Linked DNA regions of Homo sapiens: region 1 is linked to region 2. A link is an interaction called in ENCODE POLR2A ChIA-PET data of the cell type or tissue named here. Cell type or tissue: GM12878. All regions are shown on one strand. Region 1 overlaps AXIN1 (axin 1). Region 2 has its middle 15 kb from the start of POLR3K.

The links. ChIA-PET counts read pairs that join two places held together with the same protein. Peaks named below come from ENCODE experiments on the same cell type or tissue, not always from the same donor. Only the 100,000 strongest peaks of a DNase experiment are listed, where the experiment ranks them.
Region 1: POLR2A ChIA-PET joins it to region 2 with 9 read pairs; 2 of 35 experiments call an interaction of 5 or more read pairs at or near these places.

The regions. Positions count from the first base shown.
Region 1 is chr16:334,349-339,348 of GRCh38, forward strand. All of the region lies in intron 2 of AXIN1 (axin 1), which reads right to left. Among named protein-coding and RNA genes, the nearest start is that of AXIN1, 16 kb to the right of the region's middle. RefSeq lists an enhancer at 1,881-2,175. In GM12878, no CTCF peak of the experiment used is centred here; no DNase peak of the experiment used is centred here.
Region 2 is chr16:36,414-41,413 of GRCh38, forward strand. It overlaps the pseudogene IL9RP3. Among named protein-coding and RNA genes, the nearest start is that of POLR3K, 15 kb to the right of the region's middle. RefSeq lists enhancers at 2,227-2,774, 2,775-3,321. In GM12878, no CTCF peak of the experiment used is centred here; a DNase peak (open chromatin) is centred at 2,628; H3K27ac peaks cover 1,263 bases.

The sequences.
Region 1 (5,000 bases), 300 kb after region 2:
CCACAACACACCAATAACACAGCACCCAGTACCACAGCATGCCAATAACCCAGCACCCAGTACCATGGCATGCTAATTACACAGCACCCAATACCACGGCATGCCAATAATGCAGCACCCAGTACCACGGCAAGCTAATTACACAGCACCCAGTACCACAACACACCAATAACACAGCACCCAGTACCACAGCATGCCAATAACACAGCACCCAGTACCATGGCACACTAATTACACAGCACCCAGTACCATGGCACACTGATAACACAGCACCCAGTAGCACAGCACGCCAATAATGCAGCACCCAGTACCATGGCATGCTAATTACACAGCACCCAATACCACAGCACACCAATAACATAGCACCCAGTACCACAGCATGCCAATAACACAGCACCTAGTACCACAACACACTAATATCACAGCACCCAGTGCCACAGCATGCCAATAACACAGCACCCAGCACCATGGCATGCCAAAAGCAAACCATCCAGTACCATGACACGCTAATTACACAGCACCCAGTACCATGGCACACTAATTACACACCACTCACTAGAGAGAAACACTCTGAGGCAGAAATAGAAAATCTTTATTTTTATGAGATATTTAATTTTTTTCTGCTTCTTTTAAAAGGAGTTTCACTTTACCCAAATGAACCAAACGCAACCAACTCATGAGAATCTACAAAACACTCCCATTGGCGTATAGAATGCACAGCAGTAAGTGGACACATAACAAAGCCAAAATAAAAACGGCCTGGACTGCTTTTATTTGTAAACTTTTTTGTTCACCATGGAAATGCTTTATCTTTGTGGTATCTCCAACATAACTCCACACTGCACCACGAAGCTATAAATTCCAAAGCTAATGGAATTTCCAAGCAAAGGTGCAAGCCTGACACTGCATGAGGGGCCCTCACGCCAGTGCCTCTACTTACGTCACCCTCAGATCTCCACACAGGCACACCTCGGCCACTAGTCTGTACCAGGACACACTAATAACACAGCACACAGTACCACAGCATGCCAATAATGCAGCACCCAGTATCATGGCACGCTAATTACACAGCACCCAGTACCACGGCACACTAATTACACAGCACCCAGTACCACAGCACACCAATAACATAGCACTCAGTACCACAGCACGCCAATAACACAGCACCCAGTACCACGGCACACCAATAACATAGCACCCAGTACCACTGCATGCCAATAACACAGCACCCAGTACCATGGCACCCAATAACACAACACCCAGTACCATGGCACCCAATAACAGCACCCAGTACCACTGCGCCCAGTTACACAGCATGCCAGTACCACACACACCAGCTCCAAGGCACCCAGTACCACAGGATGCCTAAAGAGTAACTGTTTCAACCAGAGTGGGAATATGGAAGACTTCAGGACACATGTCTTCCAGAGAAAAAATACTTTATCCAAGAGGTTTTACAGTGAGGAGAAGAATATTCACAAGCACTCTATTGAGCTGAAGAATATGGGAAGATTTAAGTTGGAAAGTAAAATATTTAATCAAATGAAAAAAACGGCCATTATTAACTCAAAAACAAACACACAAAATTGTACAGGAAAGAAAATGGCCAGGCGTGGTGGCTCACGCCTATAATCCTAGCACTTTGGGAGGCCAAGGCAGGGGGATCACTTGAGGTCAGGAGTTCGAGACCAGCCTGGCCAACATGGTAAAACCTGGTCTCTGCTAAAAATACAAAAATTAGCTGGGTGTGGTGATGCACGCCTGTAATCCCAGCTACTCGGGAGGCCGAGGCAGAAGAATTTCTTGAACCCAGGAGGCGGAGGTTGCAGTAAGCCAAGATGGTGCCATTGCACTCCAGCCTGGGATACAAGAGCAAAACTCCGTCTCAAAAAAGAAAATGATTGACCCACTTGGCTCAGAAGTGAAAGCACCATGCCCTGGTGCATGAACACCTCAGGGTAGGGGTGAGACAGGAGAGCAGCAGAGCTCTCAAAGAGCCAGTGGACACAAGATAGCAGTGAGCACGTTACTCAGAAAAGGCACTAAGGACCGAACCGTGTCGCCCAATTAATATGTGTCAGCCCTGACCATCACGTGGCTGTGCTTGAAGTAAGGAAGTGTTATTGTTAGATGAGAACGCAAACGTGGGGCCCTGACCCAAGAGGGCTGGTTCCCTAAAAGAACAGACACCAGCTGGGCGCGGTGCCTCACACCTGTAATCCCAGCACTTTGGGAGGCCAATGCGGGCAGATCACGAGGTCAGTCCAAGACCAGTCTGGCCAATATGGTGGAACCTCATCTCTACTAAAAATACAAAAATTAGCCAGGTGTGGTGGCGCATGTCTGTAATCCCAGCTACTCAGGAAGCTGAGGCAGGAGAATCATTTGAACCCAGGAGGCGGAGGTTGCAGTGAGCTGAGGTTGCACCACTGCACTCCAGTCTGGGCAACAGAGCAAGACTCCGCCTCAAAAAAAAAAAAAAAAAACAAAACATAAATACAAGAACTTAACCAGGTGTGGGCCAGGCACAGTGGCTCACGCCTGTAATCCCAGCACTTTGGAAGGCCGAGGCTGGTGGATCACAACGTCAGGAGATGGAGACCATGATGGCTAACACGGTGAAACCCCGTCTCTACTAAAAACACAAAAAAATTAGCCGGGCATGGTGGCAGGCGCCTGTAATCCCAGATACTGGGGAGGCTGAGGGAGGAGGAGCTCTTGAGCCTGGGAGGGAGAGGTTGCAGTGAGCTGAGATCACACCACTGCACTCCAGCCTGGGTGACAGAGCAAGACCCCGTCTCAAAAAAAAAAAAAAAAAAAAAAAAAAAAGACACATTTACGTGTATCCTTTTTAAAGAAAAAATGTGCTTTTGAATAGCTGCATATTTTAAAGCTTTTATTCTTTTAATAATATACTTTCTAATTATAAACATGCTGTTATAGGAATTTGGAAAATACAGAAAAACAAAGAAAAAAATTAAAAGCCCACATATCCAACTGTATGAATGCCACTGGGCATTCAAGTCATCCTATTTGCTGGAATATTACAAGCAGCACTCCTTAGGGTTATTTTAAATGTTTGTTTAGGAGCAGACACCAATCCCATAGACTACAGGTGAGCTAGTAAAGATCCAGAGTGGGTCAAAACCAAAAAAAAAAAAAAAAAAAAGCACTGGAGCAACCTCAAAGGAGGCAGGAGGGTGAGTGCCATGAGCAGGGCACAGGACCAAGCAGCCCACTGCAGCTCACAGTGAGGACAGCGCCTGCCAGGACACCCGGACGCCCAGCTACCCGGCCACCTGGCCACCTAGCCAGCTGAGCCAAGAGCTGAGCCCATTTGCCAGCAGATGCTTCAACGGATCACAAAGGAAGCCCGTGGGCCGAGGCTGCAATCCACACAAGCCAGCGTTCAACTCCGGACAGGGCCCAGGGTCCTTGCTGGAGGAGAAGGGGCATGGAATCTGGGCCCTATGGGCACTCAGCCGGGCGTGCGGCCTCTGGGGGCCCCCTGGACGCCACAGCAGTATGGCAGAGCTGTGTGTGTTTTCACAGAGCCCTGTGACCAGTCTCCATCTCTCAGGGAGTGGAGAGACCGAACACCTTCTGGAGCTAATGGGTTCTGAGAGAACCCTGAGTGGTTATTCTCACAGATGTGACACGGGGAAAAACTGAGGTGAAGCTGCTTCCCTCCACACGCACAAGTAGGCAGCGGAGGGGCCCAAGAAAGAGCCAACAGGCGGCCCTCTCTCCCTGACAGCCACCATAGCCCAGCCTGGCCCCCACCTCCGATAACTGCAGGGTACGCTGCTACAAATGACGTCTGCGTTTGACAAGGATGAGCAGAACCGGAGCGTGTGCGTCAATTCAAATCTGTGACACTGGCGCAAAATGTGAGAATGGGCTGGGGTGCCAGGCGGCCAGTCACGGCTAGGGCACAGTTCCAAGAAGGGCCACAGGGGCCCGCAGGGACACTTACCCCAAGCCCTCCAGAAACAGCTGCTGCAGGTCAGCACCAGCACCAGGGCCAGGCACACAGTCTCATCGGCACGTCTGCCACTGGCTGTCTGCAAAGTGCTTCCCTTTCACAACCCACCCACACAGCTCAGGACTGAGGTCCGCCCAGGCAAAGGGGCCTCTCGGTTCCAGAATCCTTTGGCCTGACAGGCAACTACAGATACTTTCGTGGACTCTGCTGAAACCTGTCTGAGACTATGGAGCTTTACGTGGCTAAGGAAGAGAAAAAATATGTTTGGAGTCCTTGCCCACTGACAGGTGCATAAAAATACAAGATGGACTGGGCACAGTGGCTCACGCCTATAATTCCAGCACTTTGGGAGGCCAAGGTGGGCGGACCACTTAAGGTCAAGATTTCGAGACCAGCCTGGCCAACATGGCGAAACCTTGTCTCTACTAAAAATACATAAAGTAGCCAGGAGTGGGGGCATGCACCTGTAATCCCAGCTACTCGGGAGGCTGAGACTAGAGAATCACTTGAACCTGAGAGGCAGAGGTTGCAGTGAGCTGAGATCGCGCCATTGCACTCCAGCCTGGGTGACAAGAGCGAAACTCCATCTTGGGGAAAAAAAAAAAAAGTGGGATGCAAGCTGGTGCTGTGGGGACAGAGTCCAGCAGAGCACCAGCAGAGTCCAGCAGAGTCTGGGATTACAGGCATGAGCCACCGTGCCTGGCCAGGAATCATTTTTAAAGTTTTCCTTGGACATCCACAAACAAAAAAAATTTCCCTTTGGGCAGGGTGTGGTGGTTCACACCTGCAACCCCTGCACTTTGGGAGGCCGAGACGGGCAGATCACTTGAGGTCAGGAGTTCAAAACCAGCCAGCCTGGTCTCAAAAAAAAAAAAAAAAAAAAAAAAAGGCCGGGCGTGGTGGCTCACACCTGTAATCCCAGCACTTTGGGAGGCTGAGGTAGGCGGATCACAAGGTCAGGAGATCGAGACCATCCTGGCTAACAAGGTGAAACCCCGTCTCTACTAAAAATACA
Region 2 (5,000 bases):
GGTGCAGACGCAGGTGCAGGCCAGGAGCCAGGTGCCCATGTCTTGCCTCAGGGCCTCACTCTCCAAGGTCCAGCCTGCAAGGGGCTGGGCTGAGGGCCTGTGCGAGCCATCCCTCTCTGGAGGGGTGCTCCCCATGAATTGCTCCCCAGCGGAGTGCTCAGCGGGTCTCCATCTGCACTCACACAGTGTCCTGTGAAAGACGCTGGGCACCACTGCCCAGGGTTTACTGATAAGGAACTGAAGCTCAGAAAGGCCGATTGACCCAGCTGCAGACTCGTGGCTGCAGGGTGTCAGATGCACCCTCAAACTTTGATCCGGACTCTGACTTAGCCAGGTCTCCACGTCCACCAAGAAGGCTCCTCTCTAGGACGGGCACCCTCTGCCAGCCCATGCCCTGTCCCTGGGCCCAGGCCCCATTCTGCAGGAGGGGTCAGGATTGGGGGAACCAGTCACTCCTTACAACCACCACAGGTGCATTTTCAATGAAAATTCTCACAACAGCGCTGTAAGGAAGAAGCACTGTCCCCGTTCACAGGCTGAGTCCCAAGGAGTGAAGCAGGGAAAATGACTTGCCCAGGGTCACACAGATGGCCTCTATGCATTCTTTTTTTCTTCTCTCTCTCTTTCTTTTTTTCTTCTCTGTCTCTCTCTTTTTTTTTTTTTTTTTTGAGACGGAGCTCCCTCTGTTGCCCAGGCTGGAGGCTGGAGTGCAGTGGCGTGATCTCGGCTCACTGCAACCTCCGACTCCTGGGTTCAGGTGATTCTTCTGCCTCAGCCTCTCAAGTAGTTGGGATTACAGGTGCACACTGCCACCCAGTTAATTTTTTTTGTATTTTTAGTAGAGACGGTTTCACCGTGTTGGCCAGGCTGGTCTCAAACCCGTGACCTCAAGTGATCCACCAGCCTCGGCCTCCCAAAGTCCTGGGATTACAGGAGTGAGCCACCATGCCTAGCCTCTATGCCTTCTCTCTCCCTTTTGTCTTAAATAAAGACCCATCCCAGGATTCTGCCCCAGGAAGGTGGACGAAAGTGGCAGTGGGGTATCGATGCAACAGACAGCACTTCCAGAGCTCTGTTGTACCCCTGTTCCAAGATGCCTCCAAGCGAGAGTACACCAGAAGGGCAAAGCCCTCTATGCTGGAGTGTTAGGCCTGAGCCCCAAGATTCCTGGGGTAGCCAGAGGCTGGCTGGAGATGAGGGGCTGGGTGTCAGGAAGCTCTTGAGTGTGGGAAGGCTACTGACGCCCTATCACCCTATTTGCAGCTCCAGATGATACACCAATAGCTTCTAAGCAGGAAGCAGGGCCAGCCTGGTTACACAAGACTGACTAGTGTTAAGGAGGAGAACAAAAACAGACATACACACAGACTACAGCATGCACGCCTTGTTTTTTCTTTTTTTTTGAGACAGAGGCTAGAGTGCAGTGGCACGATCTCGGCTCACTGCAAACTCTGCCTCCTGGGTTCCAGTGATTCTCCTGCCTCAGCCTCCTGAGTAGCTGGGATTACAGGTGCGCACCACCACTCCCAGCTAATTTTTGTATTTTTAGTAGAGACAGGGTTTCACCATGTTGGTCAGGCTGGTCTTGAACTCCTGACCTCATGATCCGCCCGCCTCAGTCTCCCACAGTGCTGGGATTACAGGCATGAGCCACCATGCCTGGCCCAGCATGCATGCTCTTAAGGAACTCACACACTCTCAACAGGCAGTAGGCACTACTCTAACCCCACTCCTGCAGCCTACCCAGGTACCCACAGGACAGTCCCCTGTTAAGACTGATGATCGGGAAGACTCACCCTTCCCTAGAATGGAGCGTGCAGTCTGGCACCACCGGCCACAACATGAAACACCGTGGCAAGTTCTCTGCAGCAACGTCTGTCCCTTCTTGCAGCAGCTACTGGAAAGGTGGGAATGGGGAAGACAGTCAGCCTGCTCTTGGGATATCTGAGGGCGGGGTTGGAGTGACCACCAGGACCTGGGGAAGCACAGGCACAACAGCCACAGCTGAGAGCTGACCCAGGCCCCAGGATGGCCGACCGCTGCCCCAGCAGTGGAGAAACACCCACGTCGGTGTAGAATCAGGCCAGGCCAGCCACAGGCTAACCCAGGAGCAGACGGCTTGAGAGCAGGGAGTGGGGCGGCTCCAAGCTCAGCAGTCCTCATTTCTAGAAAGGGAGAGGGGATGGTAGGGCAAGACCCACATGTGACACCTGAGAGCTACAAAGGAGGAGCCCAGGACACTCCCTAGGGGAGCATTAGAGTGTTGGGTATAGCGACAAGGGGGTATGGCCATCTGAGGGGAAGGTCTCTGCTTTTCCTCTGCACTGAAAACTCACAGCTGCACCTGGTAAGCTGAGCAGGGCAGGGTTACCACCCTCCTACAGATAAGGAGACTGAGGCTCAGAGACCTAGGACCTGCCCAATACCTGGCTCCTGACACCTCTGTTCTTGGCACATTCCCATCAGCTTCTACACAAGCCTGTGAACTTCCCGAGGGCAGTGCCTGCGAGGCACCACTCAGCACATGCCCCAGCAGAAGGCACCACAGTGCTTTACAAATAGGGTGGAGCTACAGGCAGATCTACCTTCCCCCATCCTTGACCACAGGACCAGGAAGTCAGGGCAGGTGCACACACCCCCACCCACATGCTCCGTGCTCCTCTGTGTCACCAGGGAGGCCTCACCACAGCTCAGACACCAGGTCACAGGACAGTTGTGAGAGCAAGAGGGGAAGCCAGTGTCTGCCACCTGGGAAAGAGCTGCCCCGACACCCCCAGTCCTGCTAGGGAGCCTGGCTGACATCACTGCCCAGGACACCCTCTCCTGCACTGGGTCTGTGGACATAGCCTCCAGCCCATGGTCACTCTGGGCCCTTCTTAGAGCCTCACCTGTTCCATGGCCTCAGCATCAAGGCCTGGCCCAGATGACCACTGGGCCTCACGGCCTGCCTGCCCTGGTTCCCTGGGCCACTGTGAAGCTGTGCGCTGCCCTGCAGCTAGACCCCTCCCTCAGACCACAGGCTCTGCCACACCCACGGGAGGGTCTTCAGGCAAGCTCAGCCATTCACCCTCCCTTAGCTGGGCAGGGTGGCCCACGCCTATAGTCCCAGCTCCTTGGGAGGCTGAGGTGGGAGGATCTCCTGAGCCCGGCAATTTCAGGTTGTGGTGAGTCGTTATTGCGCCACTTTACTCCAACCTAGGTGACAGTGAAACCCTGTCTCAAAAAAAAAAAAAAACAACTGCAGCAAGAATATTCCCAAAGATGAGACACTAATGCAGCAAAAAAGGAAGTGTAAATATGTGTTAAAACTGGCGGCGGTAAAAGCATGTGTGGGGCAGGAAAAAGCTTAGGTGGACAAATGTACGAAGCTTATGAAAACATAAAGTGCTTAAAGTGTATGGTTTTCACTCCATCATCATTATTATTATTATTATTATTATCATTATTATTATTGAGACGGAGTCTCACTCTGTCACCCAGGCTGGAGTGCAATGACACGATCTCAGCTCACTGCAACCTCTGCCTTCCAGGTTCCAGTGATTCTCCTACCTCAGCCTCCAGAATAGCTGGGATTACAAGCTGTGCCACCATGCCCAGCATGAGCCACTGCACCCAGATTAATTTTTGTATTTTTAGTAAAGATGAGGTTTCGCCGTGTTCGCCAGGCTGGTCTCGAACCCCTGACCTGAGGTGATCCGCCAACCTCAGCCTCAAAGTGCTAGGATTACAGGCGTGAGCCACTGTGCCTGACTTCACTGCATTATTCAACAGCAAGAACTCTGTGGGAAATATCTGAATCCATTATCAGTGGTGAATCTATTGACTCTATCAGTGGTGTCAATGGTATACTTCATTTGCTCTCCTGGATGTAACCAGCATTCACAGATGCACATTTGCAATTGATTTCAATGACAGGGAACACTAACTTTGAACCCCAATGAAGCAAAATGGCATCCACTCTTCTCAGTAATAGACCCACATTACAAAAATTAAACTCAATTATTATGTTTTGAATTTTGTCTATAATCACATTCTGAGGTTAAATTCAAAAAAATTAAATAAAAAGTATAAAATAAAAAAAATTGCCTATAAAAAACATATGGAAGTTACCAGCCTGGGCAACATGGCAAAGCCCTGTCTCTACAAAAAAATATATATAAAAATTAGGCCAGACGCAGTGGCTCATGCCTTTAACCCTAGCACTTTGGGAGGCTGAGGTGGGCGGATCACTTGAAGTCAGGAGTTCAAGCCCCGCTTGACCAGTATGGAGAAACCCCGTCTCTACTAAACATACAAAATAAGCCAGGCATGGTAGCACATGCCTGGAATCCCAGCTACTCAGGAGGCTGAGGCAGGAGAATAGCTTGAACCCGGGAGGCAGAGGTTGCAGTGAGCCGAGATCATGACATTGCACTCCACCCTGGGCAACAAGAGCAAAACTCCATCTCAAAAATAATAATAATAATAAATAATAATAATAATAATAATAACAACAAGCTGGGCATGGTGCGCACCTGTAGTTCCAGCCACTCGGGAGGCTGAGGTGGGAGGATCGCTTGAGCCCAGGAGGTCCAGGCTGCAGTGAGCTGGGATTGCGTTGGAACAGGAATTAAAAGAAATTAAAGAATGTGTAAGCAGAAACTCAGTTGTATGTAAGAAAACCCAGTTCCCCTGAGAAAGAGAAAGAGCTGGAGTCCTTTAAAAATTGACTGCCTGTTTTTCCGTGGCTAGTGAGCCTTATCTCTCCTCCTTTCCCAGGCATCGTGAAGACCCTGCTTCTCTAGCCGTGCAGCTGCAAGGTCACTAGACAGATAAACTCAAGTCGCAAAACATGTTTTTCTTTGAAAAGTGAGAAATGATGTAATGCATGTCTCAATTAATTAAATAACTACCTTCGTTTCTCACTTCTGTAATATGCTTCTCCCTGCACAGATCTCCCACCACCCCACAAAATACTTAAAAGGTAACTCTTTGCTCAGGGCTCAGTCCTTTGGATGTTA